5 separate regions of the Homo sapiens genome follow, and regions 2, 3, 4 and 5 are each linked to region 1. Evidence: chromatin contacts called from ENCODE Hi-C or POLR2A ChIA-PET data. All regions are on one chromosome and are shown on one strand. The core of a region is the stretch at or near the end of the contact, and the rest is flanking DNA. Distances in the headings are between cores, read along the strand shown. Region 1 holds the start of BRWD3 (bromodomain and WD repeat domain containing 3). Region 2 holds the start of ATP7A (ATPase copper transporting alpha). Region 3 has its middle 130 kb from the start of POU3F4. Region 4 holds the start of PGK1 (phosphoglycerate kinase 1). Region 5 holds the start of CYSLTR1 (cysteinyl leukotriene receptor 1).

The links. A loop is a pair of places that touch in the nucleus more often than their neighbours do. ChIA-PET counts read pairs that join two places held with the same protein, here RNA polymerase II (POLR2A). Pooled maps may share reads with other maps.
Region 2: a loop to region 1 is called in a map of naive thymus-derived CD4-positive, alpha-beta T cell, with 15 times the contacts of the local background. The contact joins the promoter of ATP7A here to the promoter of BRWD3 in region 1. A Hi-C loop is called at or near these places in 1 of 168 maps with a recorded cell type or tissue (naive thymus-derived CD4-positive, alpha-beta T cell) and 6 of 50 pooled maps. POLR2A ChIA-PET finds 5 or more read pairs at or near these places in 1 of 52 experiments (activated B cell).
Region 3: a loop to region 1 is called in a map with no recorded cell type, with 17 times the contacts of the local background. The contact joins the enhancer-like site here to the promoter of BRWD3 in region 1. A Hi-C loop is called at or near these places in 5 of 37 single-sample maps with no recorded cell type and 8 of 50 pooled maps.
Region 4: a loop to region 1 is called in a map of CD8-positive, alpha-beta T cell, with 10 times the contacts of the local background. The contact joins the promoter of PGK1 here to the promoter of BRWD3 in region 1. A Hi-C loop is called at or near these places in 4 of 168 maps with a recorded cell type or tissue (CD4-positive, alpha-beta memory T cell, CD8-positive, alpha-beta T cell, ascending aorta and 1 more) and 13 of 50 pooled maps. POLR2A ChIA-PET finds 5 or more read pairs at or near these places in 1 of 52 experiments (activated B cell).
Region 5: a map of naive thymus-derived CD4-positive, alpha-beta T cell shows a loop between it and region 1 (7-fold over the local background). The contact joins the promoter of CYSLTR1 here to the promoter of BRWD3 in region 1. A Hi-C loop is called at or near these places in 1 of 168 maps with a recorded cell type or tissue (naive thymus-derived CD4-positive, alpha-beta T cell), 1 of 37 single-sample maps with no recorded cell type and 8 of 50 pooled maps. POLR2A ChIA-PET finds 5 or more read pairs at or near these places in 1 of 52 experiments (activated B cell).

The regions. Positions count from the first base shown.
Region 1 is chrX:80,808,403-80,811,248 of GRCh38, reverse strand. BRWD3 (bromodomain and WD repeat domain containing 3) reads left to right here and starts at 1,372. Exons shown (of 41, transcript NM_153252.5): 1 at 1,372-1,808; 2 at 1,945-2,003; 3 at 2,207-2,236; 4 at 2,651-2,710. The coding sequence starts at 1,778. It overlaps LOC124905202 (a long non-coding RNA gene), which reads right to left and starts at 2,441. Exons shown (of 2, transcript XR_007068278.1): 1 at 1,956-2,441. RefSeq lists an enhancer at 1,058-1,137.
Region 2 is chrX:77,909,277-77,912,122 of GRCh38, reverse strand. ATP7A (ATPase copper transporting alpha) reads right to left here and starts at 1,430. Exons shown (of 23, transcript NM_000052.7): 1 at 1,288-1,430.
Region 3 is chrX:83,633,671-83,636,516 of GRCh38, reverse strand. No RefSeq gene overlaps it. Among named protein-coding and RNA genes, the nearest start is that of POU3F4, 130 kb to the right of the region's middle. RefSeq lists an enhancer at 1,156-1,505. Within about 2 kb of position 1,341, at least 6 of the 41 ENCODE cell types and tissues checked have a DNase peak (open chromatin) inside an H3K27ac peak, as active enhancers do.
Region 4 is chrX:78,102,861-78,105,706 of GRCh38, reverse strand. PGK1 (phosphoglycerate kinase 1) reads right to left here and starts at 1,459. Exons shown (of 11, transcript NM_000291.4): 1 at 1,302-1,459. The coding sequence starts at 1,366. RefSeq lists a silencer at 1,513-1,572.
Region 5 is chrX:78,326,196-78,329,041 of GRCh38, reverse strand. It overlaps CYSLTR1 (cysteinyl leukotriene receptor 1), which reads left to right and starts at 1,431. Exons shown (of 3, transcript NM_006639.4): 1 at 1,431-1,737. RefSeq lists an enhancer at 1,210-1,259.

The DNA of each region.
Region 1 (2,846 bases), core at 123-2,622:
TATTTTGCTAAACTACTTGCAATGAGTTGTCTAGGTCTCATGTATCTTTTTATATCATTTTGTTGTATCAATTATTCATATTTGTTTTGTCAAGTTCCATGGCAATAACAACCAAAGATAAGCCTATCACTTCACAATTACCTCCTGTGGTTATTGCTTTCTGAGGAAAAAAAAAAATTACAAGTGAGAGCTAATCAACCTAGGCTAAGTTTATGTCAACTTAGAAATTCAAGGCCCACTGTGGTCAGTGGCAGAGCTGAGTGAGGAAACCCAATTCCCAAGAATATAGCCTTAAATTTAGATGAACCTTCAAATTGTAATATTTCAATGTAAATAATACATGCAACTTAAAATGCATTTCTGGTCTCATCAGGTTTAGGTGAGGGAGTGGGGTGGGGACAGGATGTTACGGGAAAGTAGGGAAGAAAAGGACCCGGTTTACTAATCTGTGTCAATTATCATACCAACCCCTTTCATCATTGAAGATTTCAGCAACCAAATACTGAAGGTCAGTGCGGTACCAAGGGTTGGGGTTATATATTAAACAGTGTAGTCCCGAACCTGTAGAAAACTATTGATACCTTGCATAGAGATAGGCAATAATACATAAAGATTATTGAAAACTCTTGGTTAAAGTACTTTAGTAGTATTTGAAAACACAATAGGAAATTACCCTGTAGGAATGGGATGTGTTAGATCCCAGCCGTAGATACGGCACGTGTTAAACTTTCAGAAGGGGAAACATGCTTCACGGCTGATTGCAAATTTCTCATGCAATATTTGTCAGAATCCAGGAGCATTTTAAGTGGTCTTCTAACAATATAAGCCCCGCACTTTGGACTGGTAAGTACAACATTTTCATTTGGTAAATAATAATAATTTTAAACAGAAACAAGTCACGACCAAATAGCGACTCATCCTCCCCCAGGCATAAAACCCTTTAGCCAGCTAGCCGCCTTTCCACGGGGTAGAGTATAAACAGCAAACAAAACCGCTTTGGTACCGGGAGGAAAAAGGGGAAAGGAGTCGAGTCAAAACACCGTCTCTTAAGTTCCTCAAGATCAACCCAGGGGGAAGGGTCCTCCACCGGAAAGGGCCGGATTGCCTTCACAGGAAGGGAAAGTCACTCCGGAGCTCGCAGACGCGAATGCCACCACAGAGTTCCAAGGCGGCTGCCAGAGCGTCGGCCGTCAGTTAGCACCTCCCCCTCCTTCCCAGAGCTGTAGCTAAGCAACCATCGGGCTCCGGGAGAGTCTAGGCTCAGCTGCTGTATTAGTGCCTCTAGCGGGGAACTATGAGCGCTGCAAAACCCTATCACCATTTTTACCCTCCCCTCTCTCCACCCCCTTTGCCCCCGCCCACCTCTTCGCCACTTCGGCTCCTCCCTCTTCTCGCTCCGTCTATCTCTCTCTCTCTCTCTCTCTCCGCCCCCCCACCCCCCGCGTCTCTCTCTCTCTCTCTCTCTCTCTCTCTCTCTCTCTCTCTCTCTTTTTCCTCTCTCTCTCTCTCTCTTCTCTCTCTCTCTCTCACTCACTCACTCTCTCTCTCCCTCTCCCTCTCCTCTCCTTCCTCCTCCGCCTCCTCAGCTCTTGGGCTAGAATATCTATGGGTCGAAACGTGATGCGATGAATTCGAGAGAGAGCGAAACTAGGACGAGGAGTGCGGCGGAAGCGGCGGGACTCCCGGGCATGGGGGCTTCACCACAATAGAGGCAGCGCCCCCACCCGCCCCCGCCAGCCCCTCCGGAGCGAAGCCCCCAAACCCCCTCGGGAAAAGGATGGCGGCAGCACCTACCCAGATCGAAGCCGGTGGGTAGCTGTGTCGGGGGGTGGGGGGGTGCTAAGGGAATGGGGGCTTAGCGCGAAGGCTGTCAGTTTCTTTTGAAAAAGCTTCTATTTCTCTTCTCTACCTCCCTCTGAACCTCTTTTCCCCCCTCTTCCCCAGAGCTGTATTACCTGATCGCTAGGTTCTTGCAGTCTGGACCCTGCAACAAATCCGCTCAGGTAAGGGGAAGAAAGAGATCTGGGAGTCGTGGTGAATGGTCCCAGTGGGGAAATCGAGGCAGCGGGACGAGCAGTTCCGTTGAGGGTGAGGGAAAGGCCGGCCTTGACTAGTCAAACGGTCAGCGGCTGGGCTTTAAGTGTGGAGGGAGGAATGGGTTGATGGCCCGAGCTGCTCCTCATATCTGTGTTTCCCTTTTGCTCAGGTGCTAGTGCAGGAGCTCGAGGAGCATCAGGTACGGAGCCCCTTCGGGAAGGGTGGGGAGGGTTGAGGTGAGACTGGAGGAAGGGGAGGGCAAGTCAGGGGCGGAAGACGGGCTGGGATAGAGGCTTCGATCTGGGTACCCGTAGCTGTTGTCACCGGGGTGAATTGGCTTCTTCCCTCAAAAGGGGCAGACAACGCTGGGGTCTTAACTCGTCCCCGCTTTATGCTTGTGGGAGGCAGTTTTTCAGGATTTCCTTCTCGACCCCCCTTCCCCCCCCCCCCCATATACTTGTCTAGCTCTGAGCCAATAGCTATCAGGCCGAGAGAAATAAAGACGGTAAAGTGTTGAGGACTGGGACACAGGTTGGGTCCAGTTGATGGGGAGCGGAGGCTTTTCCTTCATCATTTGCCTCCGCTTCCCCCTTTCTTTTCGTCCGGCCCCCAGCTGATTCCGCGCCGCTTAGATTGGGAGGGGAAAGAGCACCGAAGAAGCTTCGAGGATCTGGTGAGTAAAGTTTTCATTTCAACTTAACCTAACTCTTTCACCACTCCCTCCCCACCTTGTACCCCCAACCCGCCCCCCACCTCTCAGCCGACGAGGTTCTAGAGCTCGGTGCAGAGCCAAAGAACGACTGCCCCTT
Region 2 (2,846 bases), core at 181-2,680, 2.9 Mb after region 1:
AGAAAATGTTAAATATAATAAAATGCCAGTTCAAAAATAACCATTGAAAAGGATGTGATAAGCAACCTAGTAATTCAGTCAGTGGGGCTGCTAGAAACCGTTGTCTTCATAGCTGAATTCAACTGACTCAATTCGGACTCAATTGTATGTAAACTGTTTATTTTTCTTTCTTCTTTTTTGGAGACAGTTTCGCTCTTGTAGCCCAGGCTGGAGTGCAGTGGCACGATCTCGGCTCACTGCAACATCCGCCTCCCAGGTTCAAGCGATCCTCTTGCCTCAGTCTCCCGACTAGCTGGGATTACAGGCGCCCGCCACCACGCCCAGCTAATTTTTGTATTTTTAGTAAAGACAGGGTTTCGCCATGATGGCCAGGCTGGTCTCGATCTCCTGACCTCAGGTGATCCACCCTCCTCGGCCTCCCAAAGTGTTGGTATTACAGGTGTGTCAGACACTGCGCCCAGCCTACTGTAAGTAAACTCTTTTGAGGCCAGGAACTCTGTCTTATTTCTTGTGCATCACCCCCTCCCCACCACCCCCCCGCACCCGGCAAAAAAAAAAAAAAATTAATAACCTCAGTATCATCTAATTCAATGTTCTGCACATATTCTCAATACAAAGCCATACTATTGTAGATAAAGAGTCTGTGATTAAAATAAAGATCAGATCCTGGACAAACGCTGAATTGTGAAACGATAAGTGTTTGTGCTTAAGATAATCTCAACGTCTACAACGAAGAAAAGTGTCAAAGATAAGATGCCACAGGGTCGGACAATGGACAGTAACTTTACTGGAAAGGGGGCACAATGAACAAAACTAAGTGGAAACAAGAGTTCTCTCAGTTTACCTTACGCTCCCAGAGCAAGACAAGAAGCCAAATATCTATTTTTCAATTATTATTTCATCAATTATGGTCATTTTAGTAACCTTAGCTTCCAAAGTATAAAGAGGTGTCACTAAGCAAAGACCCCAGTCCATGTGACTTTCAATGCCAAACACAAACTTTCTTGTACCCTCAATTAATTGGGTAACGTAGGCCATGGATGATCAGGACATTCTCTCCAAGAGGGTACAAGAAAGTGACACAGGTCAGGATTTAATTTCCCCTCCTCTATCCCCTGTTAGGGGAGGTAAAACATAAATGTAGTTAATACCTGAATTGTGAATAAGTGAAACTTTCGAGACTGCCCCAGACTAACATGACCTTCTCACCACACTCGTAGTACAAACTGACAGCACAGAAGACCCCCTCCAGGAGAAAGGACGACGGGAAGCCAATGTAGGACTTACCTGGTTTCTCTATCCTATGGTTAAACCTCTGGAGCTACGCAGACCGTGGCAGCGATAAATCCACGTACGCAGGCTCCAACAAAGCTCACACAATCGGAGAAGTCACAGTAGCTGCGGCTGCGGCGGCGGCAGCAACAACTCCTCCCTCTGCTTCTCTTTTCCCACCCCCCGCCGCGGCGGCCAGCCGCCTTTACCCCTCCCTCCCTCGACTACCCCCACTTCCGGGTGATGCCCCTGCCGGAAGCAGGGCCGCCACGGGAAAGAGAGCGACTGGTCACGTGAAAAGGAACGCGTGGTCTAGAGCCAGCTTCTCCTGCCCCCTGCTGCCCCCGGGCCGACACGCAGCCTCGAGTGGGTCTTTGTTAGGGTACGAGTCCACTATCCCACCCCGCCCCCACGACAAAAGCGAAACCAGAAAACCCATACTAAAACAGTGCCTTTGTCATCTTTAGTTTCCTAACCTCAGGCCAAGATGTAACATAAAAGATCCTTATAAGTCATCTTCCACATAGTTCATCTTTGCCTAGCATGAAATTCACGTGCATCTGTTAGACTGTGTTAACTGCCAAGATGTAACATAAAAGCTCCTTATAAGTCATCTTCCACATAGTTCATCTTCGCCCAGCATGAAATTCACGTGCATCAGTTAGACTGTGTTAACTGCCAAGATGTAACATAAAAGCTCCTTATAAGTCATCTTCCACATAGTTCATCTTCGCCCAGCATGAAATTCACGTGCATCTGTTAGACTGTGTTAACTTGCTTCCCGTAGACTGTGTAGCCTAATTCCAGATGTAAGTGCCAGAACTATGAATTTATCCTCTTCCCTCCATTGAAAAATTACATCAAGAGGAAAATGTTTATAAATTCATAATTTTTATATGTGTGTTGAGGGGGTAGGGACGTCACTTCACCACCTTCATAGCGCCATTCCAAGCTCTGAACCACTCCCCCATTTATTCATTCACTCGTCCATCATTTTACACACCTAGAAGATTCCGGTGATGCAAAAGTGTTACAGTCTCTGTTACCATGAGTTCATTTAGAAATGAGATGCATAAAATGTAAACAATGCAATAAATGGTACAGAAAACATTTGAAAAAAGGGTCATTTTATTCTTGCTTTCCAACTTAACATTTTGAAAAGCAGCAAAATTCTAGGATTTTTAAAACTATGAACATTAACAGTAAAAAGAGGGAGAGGCTCCATCTCACTTATTTCAAAGCAAGATGTGGCCTTTTCATATTTCCTTTCATGAAGTATCTGTCATAAGATGTAGAACAAAACTAATCACAGGACTATTTGTATTTTCATCTGGAACCATTTGAACCCAGTTCCCACAGAAGAGTATGAAGCCTAATAATGTTGCAGAAATCAAAATAGTACACAAAATACAAATATCAAGTAAATATTTGTAAAAGACTTAGAACAGCGTCCGGCACAAAGTAAGCATATTTAAGTGTTGAAATAATTTCCATCCTAGCTGTTGTCAAGTCCCTATTAAGCCTTGACAGGCAACATTTAAAATTACCCATAGATCTACATTTTAGGTCTGTGA
Region 3 (2,846 bases), core at 92-2,591, 2.8 Mb before region 1:
TTAGTAGTGCATCTTTCAGCTGAAGGGATGAGGGAGGGAACATTTAGGAGTAGGTTGAAGATAGACAACAAAGATAGGAAAAAATTTGGTTACATCTTTATCTAAGAACATTCCTGAAAGCGATAATATAGGTGAGAGAATACTAAGCAACTTGGTGAGCCCCAGGTAATCTTTCAACACACACTGACATTTTTTACTTCTCTTCAGTTACACCCTGCAGAAAGCACAATACGAACACTGGGTTGCCAGGAGTTGGTTTGCCTTGATCTTTGGGGTTGGGAGAACTGCAAAGAGTTGAAGTGGTTTAGACATTTTTAGAATTTTCTGGAATGCATTCTTCAGATCCTCATTGTAATAATGCCCCTGAGAAGATTTCCAGCATATAAACTCTACTCTAGACCAGAAGCTTTATTTAATAATTATAGATGTGTTTGTCTGAATATGGAATCATTTGTATCTTGCCTGGTTGCAATAAGCTGTTAATCATCTCCTCTCCCAGTAACATTAATAATGGTCGTACATTGTGTATTAGGTACTATTGTAGGTACTTTATATTTAACCTTCAAAACGCCTTTATGAGATACATGTTATTATTTTCATTTTACAAAAACATTGAGAATTTATGGAACAAGACAAGGATACCCACTCTAGCCACTCCTACTCAATACAGTTAACCAGGGAGATGAAAGATCTCCGTGAAAATAATTACAAAATACTGTTGAAAGAAATTAAAGATGACACAAAGAAGTGGAAAAATAGTCCATTGTGGGCAGCAAGCCACCCAGGTGCCAAGGCAAGAGACCGAGGACACAAGCTGTTCCAATATAATAAAGAAAATATATAAAATAAGAATAGTTATACTAGAAATAGATTATAGATAGATATGATGATATATGAACATTATTAATCATCAGTTTATAGCATTACCCTTTATTCCAATATTATAATAATCTTTTCTCTACAATTATAACCTAGGAAAAACCAGGCCATAAAGAGATAGGAGCTGAAGGGGCAAGGTGAGAAGTGACCAGAAGACGTGTGAGCCCTCTGTCATGCCCGAACAGGGCCGCTAGAGGGCTCCTTGGTATAGCGGTAACGCCAGTGCCTGGGAAGGCAACCGTTACTTAGCTGATCTTGGTCTAGCAGTAGCGTCAGTGCCTAGGGAAGGCACTCATTACTTAGCAGACCTCCCCAGGAGAGTTAGAGAAGACTCTGCTCCACCACCTCTTGTGGAAGGCTTGACGTCAGTCATGCCCACCCACAGCCATCTGGAGGCCTAACCGTCTCTCTGTGATGCTGTGCTTCAGCGGTCACACTCCTGTTTCACTTTCATGTTCCATTCTGTACACCTGGCTCCGCCCTCTAGATAGCAGTAGCAGAATTAGTGAAAGTATTTAAGTCTTCAATCTTTCTGAGAAGAGCATAGAAGAAATAATGACGTAGGCTGTCCTCTCTCTCTCAGCCTCAGCTACCTAAAAGGGAAAGGCCCCCTGTCTGGTGGACACATGACTCACGTGACCTTACCAATCATTGGAGATGACTCACACTCCTTACCCTGCCCCTTTGGCCTTGTATACAATAAATAGCAGTGCAGTCAGGCATTCGGGGCCACTACTGGTCTCCGTGTCTTGGTGGTAGTGGTCCCCCAGGCCCAGCTGTCTTTTCTTCTATCTCTTTGTCTTGTGTCTTTATTTCTACAATCTCTCATTTCCGCACAAGAGTAGAAAAACCCACAGACCCTGTAGGGCTGGTCCCTACAATCCATCCTCATGGATAGTAAGAATTAATATTGTTAAAATTGCCATACTGCCCAAAGAAATTTACAGATTCAATGCTATTCCTATCAAACTCCCAATGACTTTCTTCACAGAATTAGAGAAAATTATGCTAAAATTCATACAGGACCCAAAAAGAGCTTGAAGAGCCAAAGCATTCCTAAGAAAAAAAAACAAACCTAAAACATTACATTACCTGACTTCAAACCATGTTACAAGGCTACAGTAACTAAAATAGCATGATACTCATACATAAACAAACACATAAACCAATGGAACAAAAAAGGCCAGAAATAAAGCCACACAACTGCAACAATCTGATATTCAACAAAGTCAACAATAACAAGCAATGGATAAAGGATTCCCTATTCAATAAACGATGCTGGGATAACTGGCTAGCCATATGCAGAAGATTGAAACAGGACTACTTTCTTACACCATTTAAAAAATTAACTAAAGATATATGAAAGACTTTAATGTAAAATCTAAAATTACAAAAACCCTTGAAGAAAACCTGTGGTATACTATTCTGGACATAGGACCTGGCAAAGATTTCATGATGAAGATGCTAAAAACAATTGCAAAAAAAAAATTGACAAATAGGACATAATTAAACTAAACAGCTTCTGCACAGCAAAAAAAAAAAGTCATCAACAAAGTAAACAGACAACATACAGAATGGGAGAAAATACTTGCATAATATTCCTCTGACAAAAGTCTAATATGCAGAATCTATAAGGAACTTAAACAGATTAGCAAGCAAAAACCATGCAACCCCATTAAAAAGAGGACAAAGGAAATTAACAAACACTTCCCAAAAGAAGACACACACACACAGCCAACAAGCATGTGAAAAAAATGCCCAACATCACTAATTACTGGAGAAATGCAAATCAAAACCACAATGAGACACCATCTCACACCAGTAAGAATGGCTATTATTAAAGAGTCAAAAATAACAGATGCTGGCATGGTTTTGGAGAAAACGGAACGTTTGTACACTGCTGATGGGAATGTAAATTAGTCCAGTCATTGGGAAAAGCAATTTGGCAATTTCTCAAAGAACTTAAA
Region 4 (2,846 bases), core at 210-2,709, 2.7 Mb after region 1:
GGTTACCTGCAAAAATATTGACCAAAGTGAAATTAGAGAGAAGAGGAGAGCTACATGTCCTTTTAGGGTACCCATACAGTTCCCTAACTCAAACGTGTCCTCATATGTTTAAAGTTAGAGTAAAGGGAGATCTCCTACTGACTTACGTGTCTGTTAATATCCAACACAAGCCCTCATTTGAACCAGCCCAAATTGGAAAAGGGGCTAGATTACACCAGCCAAATAAATACCTACCCATCAATCAACCACTTCCCAAAAAGGTCAAGGTTGCAAAATGCTATCAACAGAAACCTTTATGACCCCTCAAAAACACCACTCTTGGATCCTGTTAAGGTATATGAACAGTCAAGTCCATCAGTTACATACCGACTCATCCTCCTGCACCTTGCTCCTGGTATGCACAAATATATCACACGTGACAAAAAGGATAAATGTAAAAGCTGCCCACTCTACCAACAATTCTGGCAGATAAGAGAGAAACCGTGTTGGCAAGTGACTAGAGATCCACATGCGCAGAGTAAGAGACCCAAAGTGCACGAGGAAACTTCCCCCAATTTTAAAATTCTACTTTTCTAGCCACACGTGGGGATGAGATTGGAGGCCAGCAAGTATGAGCAGCCACACCCTGCTCTACCATTACCTAGTATGTCACAATCCTGATGCAAATCCTGTGCCCAAGAGTCCAACGATACCGCGCTGCAGGGCAGCAGACGCCTGTTACGTAAGCTCTGCAGGGCCTCCTCCAGTTCGCCCCGCCCTACCCTCCCACCCCAATTCTTTAGTGGCGGGGGGCGGGGGGGTCTACTCCTGAAGTTAAATCAACATCCTCTTGGAAAAATATCCTTTTGTGCAGGAACCTGTGAGATGTGGGCCGTTTCTCATTTGGCTGCGACGGTCTAGGAGCGTGGGGGAAGGGAAAGTAAAATGACCTTTCAAGGTCCCTTCCTTGAAGCCTAGAGATTTGCAGGATAAGCATTAAGTCCCATCTCGCCGACTGGGAGCTGGAGGCAACGGAACTGCATTTCACCAATAGGAAAAAGGACAAAATGGGTCCCAGCGGCAATCTCAGCCCTTCCTCAGTGGGATCCATCCCCGAAGGGTGACTTCGGGTGCTTTCTGGGCTGGGGAAAATGCGGCTAGAAACCACCAAACCCGTGAGCAGCCTCGCCCTCCAAGCCTAGGACCCCTGGGGCCCAGCCAAAAGCTAAAAGAACTTAGAGCAGACGAGAGAACAAGTCGGCTCCGGCCAAAGAGGTTTGCGACAGAGCACAGAGAGCACGCGGGCAAACGTGCAGAATTACCTCATAACGACCCGCTTCCCTTTAACGTCCAGCTTGTCCAGCGTCAGCTTGTTAGAAAGCGACATTTTGGAAATACAGCTGGGGAGAGAGGTCGGTGATTCGGTCAACGAGGGAGCCGACTGCCGACGTGCGCTCCGGAGGCTTGCAGAATGCGGAACACCGCGCGGGCAGGAACAGGGCCCACACTACCGCCCCACACCCCGCCTCCCGCACCGCCCCTTCCCGGCCGCTGCTCTCGGCGCGCCCTGCTGAGCAGCCGCTATTGGCCACAGCCCATCGCGGTCGGCGCGCTGCCATTGCTCCCTGGCGCTGTCCGTCTGCGAGGGTACTAGTGAGACGTGCGGCTTCCGTTTGTCACGTCCGGCACGCCGCGAACCGCAAGGAACCTTCCCGACTTAGGGGCGGAGCAGGAAGCGTCGCCGGGGGGCCCACAAGGGTAGCGGCGAAGATCCGGGTGACGCTGCGAACGGACGTGAAGAATGTGCGAGACCCAGGGTCGGCGCCGCTGCGTTTCCCGGAACCACGCCCAGAGCAGCCGCGTCCCTGCGCAAACCCAGGGCTGCCTTGGAAAAGGCGCAACCCCAACCCCGTGGAATTCGAGGCTGCCCTACCAGGATCAATGCAAATGCCACCTCCTTTTGGAAAATCCTGGTTTCCTAGCTCCCTTCATGGAATTCTGCTTCTTAAGGCTTACTTAGTAATAGAGACCTCTCAGAAGTTGGAAGAGGCCCAGGTCCACTCTGGCCCCCACCTTTTTTAAAATAAAAAATGCAATGTAATTTTTCTGGTTATGGCATGATTGATGCTAATGGCAAACACGTGGCATTTTTCATATATTAACCAACGCTCACAAAACGCAGTAGTGACTACTGTTATCCTCATTAGGCAAATGAAATAACTGATGCACAGAGAAGTTTAGTGGGCCAGGCGCGGTGGCTCACGCCTTTAATCCCGGCACTTTGGGAGGCCAAGGCCGGCAGATTGCTTGAGCCCAGTGGTTCGAGACCAGCCTGAGCAACATAGCAAAACCCCATCTCTACTAAAAATACAAAAAATTAGCTAGACGTGGTGGCGGGCACCTGTAGTCCTGTTACCCGTGGAGGGTGTCCAAGTTCTTAGCGTCTTGAACTAAGAACTGGACGAAATGCACAAAGCAAAGAAAGAATGAAGCAATAAAAGCAGAGATGTATTGAAAACGAAAGTGTAACCGCCCAATGGGTTCACCTTGTCCGCTGCCTAGACAGAGCTGATTTATGAAGACGGGAATTGCAATGGCGAAAGAATAATTCACGCTGAGCGCTGTGCGGGAGACCAGAGTTTCATTATCACTCAAATCAGTCTCCCTGAGCATTCTGGAATCAGAGTTTTTAAGGATAATTTGGCAGGTATGGGTTCGGAAAGTGGGGAGTGCTAGTTGGTCGGGATGAAGATTAAATCACGGGGTCGAAGTGAGTTCTTGCGAGTTCTTCCTGGGTGGGATCGTGGAGCTAGTTGAGCCAGATTATCAGTCTGGGTGGTGTCCTCTGCTGCATGAGAATGCAGGGT
Region 5 (2,846 bases), core at 182-2,681, 2.5 Mb after region 1:
GGGGTATGGTATCAAAGCAGAAACAATTTTTCCTGGTACAGATCAAAATGGAATTTCTTGTGTCTTCCTTTTCTACATAGACACAGTAACAATCTGATCTCTCTTATCCCCACAAAGGATCTAGCTCCTTTCTCTTTTCTTCATTTCCTGAGTATGAATTGCCCTTCCACTGTAGCTCAAAATGGCTGTAACATTTCAGACTGGAGGAAAAGTGATAATTCACTCTGTGTCTCACTTATAAATTTTCCTGTAGATATTTGGGGATCCAAACTCAGTTGAAGAAATACTAGTTTGAATGTCAGTTTAGTTACTAAAACTCCCTAGGAGAGGATTAGAAAGTCTAGTCTTGAATCCAAATGTTAACATCCCTTCAAATGTGGTTGGATAGCCTTTTCCTCCAACTATCACCATCACCACCACAATCCAGAACTCTGTGAAAAGAGATAAAGATTCAAGGGCCTTAAAGCGATTGTCCCAGGTTGGTTGTGAGGTAATTCTTGTACCTAAAGATACAAAATTTGAGTAAATGACTTTGTTCCTACAGCAGGTAGCAAGCCAGAAGGCTACTGCTGGGCTCATATTTTACAAGTACCTAAAACTAGTTGTTAGTTATGGGGCATGTTTACAAAGTGTTAACATCAACATATTTATGCCCATCTCCATATAGAATCTTCTTAATATAACTCAAGATAATTGATGTAACAAATTCACATCATGATCTTACCAATTTGGTTTTTAACATCAAAGTGCTGCCCCAGGCTTCAATCAGCACATACCAGACTGCTATGTCCCTTTTCTCCAGAAGCCATATTGAGCACCCCACAGCTCTAACACCTCAGAGCCTAGCCAAAGGCCAAGAACACTTGCCTGATCCCCCAAATTTCCAACACAGGACCATTGACAGCAAGCCCAGTCATTCCAGATCATCTTCAGTGGGACAAAAAAAGAAAACAACAGTTTTAATCCAATGGAGGCAATTTATTGTTATGAAGATTTCAGGAAACAAAGCTCAAAAAGGAACCAGAAAGGAAAAGGCTTTTTAGAATGTGGATAGAGCCACAAGTGTCATTAAGGAGAGAGAGAGAGAAACGGAGAGATGAAATTTATGTTACTTAAGATCAAGTTTCACATAATGCCAGTTATATTAGCATATACTGGCAGGATTATCTTTCCCCACCTACAAATAGTCTAATGACCTCACAGTCACAGAAATCACAGAGAACTAAGCTGAAGAGAGAACACTCGTCCCTGCTTCCCATCTTAGAGCAGCTGAATAATTTCCTGAGAATTCTATTCCTGAAGCTAGGAAGAAAAGTTTATTTATACATACACGCAACCTGCAAGTCTCCAGTTTCTATTCTTCCTTCCTCTTTGACCCTTCCCCTCCCCCACTTTGCACCAGAGAAGTCAGACTCCGGGAGTGCTTTAACAGTTTGAAGGCTAATCTGAAAGAGGAAGAAGAATCTGTATATCTGTATATATTGGCTAGCAAATGTGCCCTGCTCTCTCCCCTCTTAAAAATAGCAGCAACCCATCTTTGCAAAGAAGCTTGCCTATAGAGCAGGCACTCTGTGAATGGACTGTGCTTTTACGACCCTACAGGGTATCAAGATACTGTGCAGCTCGCCAACAAGGATTAATTGCAAGGACTGGTAGATCGAATTTACTGAAGACTTGGAGCTTGCTTCTGAGAACAAACGCAAAAGGACAGTAAACTGTGGACCTTGAAGTTAGCAGGTAAGGAGACTCAGTATTCAGTACTAAGACCAGAACAGTATGTAGTAAAATGTTGCTGATGGTAAATTTTAGCAAATTCCCAGGAGTTTGGGGATAAGTTATCTGCCTTGCCTGCTTTAAGTTTGGGTGCTAGTATGAATTCTTTCTGCTTTATTTCTTAGCCAGAAATCTGATAATATGATCAGTCTGTCAACAAATATTGCTCAGTGCTTCTGCTAGGGCTCAACGTGGCAAAATACAGAGGAGACACACTCCGCAAACCTCCTGTGCCTTTGTAATTTAAGCCAGAAATGTAAGATACATTTTCAAATCCCCATTTTGAGGGTTCAGTGGAGTTTCTCTAATGTAGTGACATTTTCCTTCAATATGGAAAATAAATATGTAGTAATTACTGAAGGTAAACCAGTGGAGAGTAAAATTTTCACAAGGTAGTTTCACATTTGTTATCCCACCTGAACCTTTCAACATCCTATAATTTAGACAAGGTAGGTGTTACTGTCCATGTTTATGAATGAGAAAATTGACTCAGAGAGGCTAAAAAATTTTCTTGAAACACACCGTACAACTAGAAAATGGCCAGTTCTGGCCAGAGACTGTAAAAATAAAGCTCTCTCAACTATAAATGAATAGAAGAAAATTGCATGATCTATTTAGTAACTCAGACACATCTGGTGTAGACTAAGTTTACACAGAGCCAAAGATTCATACATTTTAATAAAATCTTTAGCCAGGAACATTTTTCTACTTAGCGACAAAAAAGGCTGTTTTCAAGAGGAAACAAATGGGTTTGTAAGTTCCACCTACTGAATTCAGTGGTTCTGCTTTCCAGTATTCTGATTATTTTGAAACCTAGAGAGAAACTATGATACCATATGTCTAACAAATGATTATTTTAAAAGAAATTGTAACTAAATCTGGACTAGATTGTACACTGTTTTAAAAACAAAAATATTTATATTTTTACAATGCATTATAAAATACAAAGGACTGTATTACATTTAAAATACATTAGGAAAATTTGTTACAAGACAATTTTAACTTTATTACAGAAGTCTTAATCATTCAGAAATGTTTTCTGTTGTTGTTTTACTATTAATGGCTCAATTAGA